2 separate regions of the Homo sapiens genome follow, and region 2 is linked to region 1. The links are chromatin contacts, found by Hi-C in ENCODE. All regions are on one chromosome and are shown on one strand. Each heading gives the region's core, a stretch centred on a gene start or an enhancer-like site at or near the end of the contact. The rest is flanking DNA. Distances are from core to core; before and after follow the strand shown. Region 1 holds the start of ZNF165 (zinc finger protein 165). Region 2 holds the start of POLR1H (RNA polymerase I subunit H).

The links. Hi-C counts contacts between places; a loop is a spot of excess contacts on that map. Pooled maps may share reads with other maps.
Region 2: a loop to region 1 is called in a map of CD8-positive, alpha-beta T cell, with 14 times the contacts of the local background. The contact joins the promoter of POLR1H here to the promoter of ZNF165 in region 1. A Hi-C loop is called at or near these places in 2 of 168 maps with a recorded cell type or tissue (CD8-positive, alpha-beta T cell and naive thymus-derived CD4-positive, alpha-beta T cell) and 8 of 50 pooled maps.

What each region holds. Positions count from the first base shown.
Region 1 is chr6:28,078,504-28,081,925 of GRCh38, reverse strand. ZNF165 (zinc finger protein 165) reads right to left here and starts at 1,358. Exons shown (of 4, transcript NM_001376491.1): 1 at 956-1,358. RefSeq lists enhancers at 913-1,032, 1,833-1,902.
Region 2 is chr6:30,059,082-30,062,549 of GRCh38, reverse strand. POLR1H (RNA polymerase I subunit H) reads right to left here and starts at 1,285. Exons shown (of 4, transcript NM_170783.4): 1 at 881-1,285; 2 at 533-633; 3 at 217-326. The coding sequence starts at 1,025. It also overlaps the pseudogene POLR1HASP and a transcript of PPP1R11 not described here. RefSeq lists enhancers at 526-1,391, 1,392-2,258.

The DNA of each region.
Region 1 (3,422 bases), core at 109-2,608:
TCTCAGCTGACAGTACTATCTCCAGGTGTTTTATCACTTCTCATCTATTTAAAACCGAGTCCCCCTAAAGCTGGTAGCTTTAAACTAATAAATATTGATTGAGCATCTAGTGCCTTATAATATTGTGTTAGGAGGACTTACAAAAATGGGTAAGCAGATGTGTGAAGAAACGCTAGGAGAACAGAGAGGAACGAGTAATTAATTATGATGAGAAAGTTGGAGGTTAAAGAGCAGGGCTCCTGATGGATGAACATGTCTTGGTGGGCATGTTGCGGGAGGGGAAGACGGGTGAGAGTTTTGTTGGTGGAGAGGGAGACAGTCAGGGGAAATCCGGTAGAGACCACAAAGCAGAACAGAGACTTCAAGGGGCATGCTGGTAAAGGCTCCCATAGTACCTTGTGTTTCTCAAGGGCAGGGGGTCAGTGTTGGTTTAACTGCATCCTCGGCACACAGGAAATACTATTTACCGTGTCAATAAATTTCAGGACAAGCGGGGTTGTCCCCAAGTGTCCTACAAAACGGCGGTTACTCTTCCCAAGGGAAGCAGGGGATTGGGGATGGTCCTCGCAGCAGTTTCTTTTCGCAGACAATGGCAGATCTGAGACATGTGGCACCCCTCCCCGTTCCACCTGGCTGGAATGGGCAACTCCTCTTACCAGTGACCCCAAATTCAGGATCAGTAGGACAGCCCCCACCCCACGCCACCAAGCCCTCAGCGCTCCACTATGACGTCACGCGCGGCGGCGGTAACTATGGAGACCGCCAAACCCTCACTAAATGCGTAAGCGCGCCTGCGTTCCCAACGCCGAAGCTGGTTCTACCTTTCTCCGGGATTCCTCTGAGGGCCAAGGTCTGGTCACCCAGAGGCTGCTAATTTCAAAGGCAATATGAGAGGGACTGGATGTTTGGAGGGGGACACGGGGCTGGACATCTGGATCCCCAAACCCGGACTCACCTCTCGGACAGGGCTGATTCCGATCGGACACTTCCGGTGGAAGGACTGAGCGGCGCTACACTTCAAGAATTCCGTCCACAGGGACTTGTGAGTCTGCGCAGAAGGCGGGATGCCTTTGGACTACAATTCCAAGAATCCTTCCTGGGTCTCTTCGGGCGCAGACTTTTCGCCAAAGTCCTGAAGATCTCAGGGCTTGAAGGAGGGGGCATCTTTTTTCTCCATTGTAGTAGTGTGTCTTGCTAAATAACAGAAGGGACTCCTGAAAAGAAAATGACGTTGGCCGGGCGCGGTGGCTCACGCCTGCAGTCCCAGCACTTTGGGAGGCCGAGACGGGCGGATCACGAGGTCAGGAGATCGAGACTATCCTGGTTTACGCGGTGACACCCTGTGTCTACTAAAAATACAAAAAAAAAAAAAAAAAAAAAAATTGCCGGGCGTGGTGGCACGCGCCTGTAGTTCCAGGTGCTCGGGAGGCTGAGGCAGGAGAATCGCTTGAACCCGGGAGGCGGAGCTTGCAGTGAGCCGAGACCGCGCCACTGCACTCCAGCTTGGGTGACAGAGTGAGACTCAGTCTCAGAAAAAGAAGAAGAAGAAAAAGATACACACTCGAGCACACATTTTCTCAGCAAAGCAATTTACTTCTATAGAAGGGTGCGTCTCACGGATGGAGCAATGGCGAGAGCACACCTGAACAAGGGAGGGGAAGGGGTTCTTATCCCTGACGCAGGTAGTCCCTAGTGCTGTGTCGTTCCCCTACTGGCTAGGGTTGGACCGCACAGTCTAAGTTAATTCCGATTGGCTATTTTAAAGAGAGCAGGGGTATGAGCCGGAGTGGTAGGGTGAGCAGTTTCAGTGGGAAGGACGGTTACGGAACAGGTGACTAAAGGTGACTCAGGTCAGAGCAGGTGACCAGGGGTGACTCAGGACGGAGCAGGTCACCAGGGGAACAGATGTGAACTACTGATTAGAACTGGTGGAAAAGGTTGTTTACTGAAACTAGAGGCAAGGAGACGAGGAAAATGAGGAAGTTAAAGTTTAAAATGGAGAACAAAGAATTGAACATACTGACATACTGATTCTTTGAAGAGAAATTTAGAACTCACTGTATTTAACAAGGAGTTCAAGGCCAGCCTGGCCAACATGGTGAAACCCCGTCTGTACTAAAAATATAAAAATTAGCTGGGTGTGGTGGTGGGCGCCTGTAGTCCCAGCTACTTGGGAGGCTAAGACAGAAGAATCGCTTGAACCCAGGAGGTGAAGGTTGCAGTGAGCTGAGATCACGCCACTGCACTCCAGCCTGGGCGACAGAGCAAGGATCCATCTCAAAAAAAAAAAAAAAAGTTTATTCGGGAATAGGAAATTGCAATAAGAATAGACGTGCCAGAGTAAACTATGTTTCTATTCAGGGAGGTAAAGGAAGACAAAGGTTTTTAAAGGAAGAATGGGGAGGATTATTTAATTGTTTTGAAATCATTATTCTTGACTACAAAGATCGGTAACGAGGATGACACCAGTCTGAGGTTAGACAAACAGTTGCTGGGCGGATGTCCTTGCAGAGGTATTTTTGGTGTAAGATGGGTTTTGCAGTCATATGTGATAGTTTTCTTATGAGGCATACAAGCCTGAGAAGTGTCTCTTCATAGCCCTCCCTGGCTCTATCTGTCAGATTATTGCTTTTGTTTTTATTTTTTAACACTAGTGGGCCGGGCGTGTTGGCTCACTTTTCTAATTCCCCGCTTTGGGAGGCAAAGGCAGGAGGATTAATTGAACTCAGGAGTTCGAGACCAGCCTGGGCAACATAGTTGGGACCTCGTCTCTACAAAAATTAAAAAAAAAAAAAATTAGTCGGGGGTTGTGGAATGCACTTGTACTCCCAGCTACTCGGGAGGCTGAGGTGGGAGGATCGCCTGAGCCCAGGAGGTGGTGGCTGCAATAGTGAGCTGTGATTGCACCACTGCATTCTAGCCTGAGTGACTCCTGCCTCTATTTAAATCTCAGGTGGTGAAATTGAAGCCCACGCAGCAGGGTTGCAACTGAAACTTCATCTCCTCTGCAAAACCTTCCTGCATTCCCAGACAACTTTTCTTCTGAGGCCTTGTTTGATTCATCCCCTTACCCCAGTGGAACTCAGATATTCAAAATGGTATTAATTAAAACCACTGGCTGTCATTGGTCCATGCATGGCCTTAAAGTGTGAACATTTTTTAATCCATTACCTAGTCTATAAGAACTGTAGATTGACAACAACTTAGATTTAATACTACTCTTTTTCTAGTCCCTCTCTATACTACCTCTCATCCGAGGAAACACTATCACAAATTTTGTATTTGTTGTTCCCTTGCTTTTTAACAAGATGATTCTATTAGATATGTACTGTTTTGTCCCCCAAAAGTGGTGGCAGGGGAGTTCACACAAGGGAGTGCCCAAAACCGTCCTAGTTGGGGCTGGTTGGGATTCCAAAGAAAGG
Region 2 (3,468 bases), core at 36-2,535, 2.0 Mb before region 1:
AAAAAATCCTAAAAGGTTTATTTCACTGGTTATAAAAAGGTTTAAAAAAGTGTAACTTAAAAAAATAAAAAACAACTACAAATCTCCCTATTACCAGAACTGCACAGAAATAAGGGATGGGACCAAGGGAAACGGCCATTTCGTACAAAAAAATAAATCACTGGATTTGTTTAGTTAGCAAACAGACTGAGCAGAGGGAGGGGAAAGAATACTCACTTGCAGTTGGTACAGGTGTAGAAGACAGTTTGCCCTTCATCGGCTGAACGCATCTGTCTGGTGTGGTATGCCATTCCTTCATGACCACATCGAGGGCAGCGCCTGTCAACCTGGGAAGAAACTGGTGGGTTAGGGAGGCCTGGTCATATCCCCTTACTTCCCACAGGAATCAGGCGATCACGCCTCTCAAACGTCGATGGTTTACATCTCTTTTCCCTCTTGGAATTGGGCACAAAACTCTCCAGAGCTTTGCAATCACTCCTCCATTTCTTTCCTACCCACCTTATGGAGCCAGTTCTTGATCTCATTAGCTTACCACAGGTCCCTGGCACTCAGGCCCTTCCTCCACCGACATAGGCATGGCTGTCCCCAGTTGGTGGAACACAACCGAAGTCTTCACAACCTTCCCCTCAAAGTCTGCACAGGCAAGTAAGAACTGGTTATGGAGACAACCAGAGAGAGCTGACACCGGAAACCTCCCCTTTCCCCTGGCTGGTTAGGCCAGGAGGCCCTACATCCTTTCCCTCAGTTTTCATCGCTAGACCAAATGTACAACCGCCTGATGTCCTGCTCTAGGATCCCCTCCTCAACCCAACCGATCTTGAGTTCCCCAAGCTTCCGACCCTGCGCCCTCCGCCAGGACCCCTGCGTACAAGCCTCTCACCCCGAACGTTGATGTTGAAGCCACAGCGAATACAGGTGACCGTATCCTGAGCCCCGGGCAGAGGCAGGACCGAGCCGCAATCTGAACAGAAATCCAGGTCCGACTGAAAGCTGGAGCAAGTATTGGCGAGGTCCATGACAGACATGCGGTCGGGTCTGAGGAGGGAGTTGGAAGTTTATTAACAAAAGAGAGAAGAGTTCCTGTCCCAGAGGTCGTAACTATTCTGTCCCAGGACCTAGGAGTATATAACCCGAACCCTCCTGCCACGCACGCCTCCTGCCTCTGCGACCAAGGAGCCGAAACGCCCGGAATTCCCAGACAGCGTCGGGTACTAAAGGACTTGGAACCCTTTCCAGGGGCCGGTGAGAGGAGTTAACCAACTCCGTGGGCTAGAGCGCCAGCTCTGCGCCCGCGGCGGGGCAGCGAGATAGAGCCGGCTAGAGCGTCAGGCTTTCGCGTTGACGATTGGCTGTGACGTCATAATTAATTGCGAACCGTGTCTCGGGAGCGTTAGAGATGGAGACTAACGTCTTCCAAGGGAGATTGCGTCTCCACTTTCACCCTGGTACTGAGAGGTTGAGCACAAAATTGGTAACCAATGCTGCGCTTCCAGCAAATTTTCCCACCAGCACCCAATCCTGGGATATTTATTCTCTTTGTCTCACATCCTACAGGAACGCAGTCGCGGGGTATATCCCCCTGAAAACCGTACGTTGCCAAATAATGATTTCTTTGGATTAGAGAACTACAACTCCCCTGGGTCCTGAGCCGGTATTTCCCTTTTGCGGCTGCACCGTAGTTAAAAACAAAGCTAAGTGTTCTGGGACGTATAGTTCTAGCGTTCCTTGGGTCCCGCTGGCGAGCGTGGGCTTTCTGCAGCTCGCAACCGGCCTCGTGCTTTGCGGACGGTTCACTGCGCTTGGAAAGGGGTGAGTCGGCTTTTTGAGGGACAGCAAGTGGTGAGAGTGAAGGCCCGAGGAATGCTTAGTCCCACGGGACGAAAGGAAGCAGGGATGAAGTGGTACACTTGAGAAGGGGTTCAGGACTTTGGAGGTGGTGGAACAGAGGAGCTTGGGGCTTCCTCTCCTTCGACTCCTGCCAGATAAGTGAGGCTAGCAGTAGTCAAGAAAGCTCATTAAGTAGGATTTCATAAGACTTAGGTCGAGTTTGGCTTTTAGTTGTGCCTGCCGCCTATCGAACTCTTAATTCATTATGTCATCCGTTAAGTGGACAGCTGACATTTCCCTGATCTTTTATAAAACATGAGAATAAGTATCTTTGGGAAATCTTTCTATTTTCATTAATCTGTAACTTATATTCCAAGTAGAAACTTTCCCTGAAGGGGCAGCTTGTAGTTGTTTACTAGTTTCCTGCTAGCCCTCCCACCACCATCCACTCTGATAGCTGTGCTAAGTTCATTCATATAAAAGTTCTGGAGCCATCACTGTTTTCTCCTATGAAGGACACAAGCTGTAGTCTTTTCGCTGGGAGAGGCTCCCATCTGCCTTTCTCTGTAATAATGGAGAGAACGCCATAGTGAAAGGGTTAAAACTCAGCAAACTGCTGAAGAGTGACAAGCCCTATCATTTAACTGTGAAATTGCTTGTTATTCTGTCTTACAAAGGGAGACGTGTTGTTGAGCTGATTGTCGTAGACAGTTTTTATTCTCACTTATCTGTGTGTCTCCTTTGAAAATGGAACTTGAAATTCTACCCTCCTCAGTTTTCTGTTTTTAATTTGAAAAACAGCCAACATCCCCTGTGAATTGCAGTAAAGGAACAAAGCATTAAAAGGCATATCCTTTTCCCAACAAAAGCTCACAGTCTAATCAGTAAAGATTTATTGAGCAACTATGCCAGGTTTTGAGCTGAGGCTGAGCCTGCAAAGTTGAAATCTGTGTTCTCTGACCTCAAGGAACATGAATGAATAATTAGAATATAATAAAACTGTGCTAGTAGGTACAAAATGTGAGAGCCCAGAACATGCATATAAAGGAAACATATCTGTAAACTTCAAGGAAGACTGGGAAATGGCTTAATAAAAATAGATACAATGTTATGGCAGATATTTAAAAAAGATGCTCAGATATTATGTGTCAAGGATCATCAGCAATCAGCAAATCATTAATTTTGAGAACTTGGGATCACAGACTCTAATGTTAAGTATTGTGCTAGAAGCCATGTACAGAGAAGTAAAAGTAAGATGATCATACGTTTACAATCTCAAAATAAGCTTACGTAGACAAATAAGAATGTTCCTAAGAGGTCAGTGAGACCAAATATTTGATATCAGATCCTTTCCAACAATATAGAGGCATCATATTTGTAGATATAAATTACAGTTTTCATTCCTTATGAGCCTAAATTTCAGCATCAAAATGTTAAAAGTGATATGTGAATACAGATATCACAGTGTAAACCACGATTAATTTTCAAATGAGTTGTAGAATTAAAATATGTCAAGTATTTAGAGGAAGGGAAGATCACTGACAGAGTAGACTGGAAAGACTTTATAATCAGGAGCTTGACCTGTGAAGGACAGATAGATAGAATTTATTGAGAACTTACCAAGCTCTTTACATCTAATTC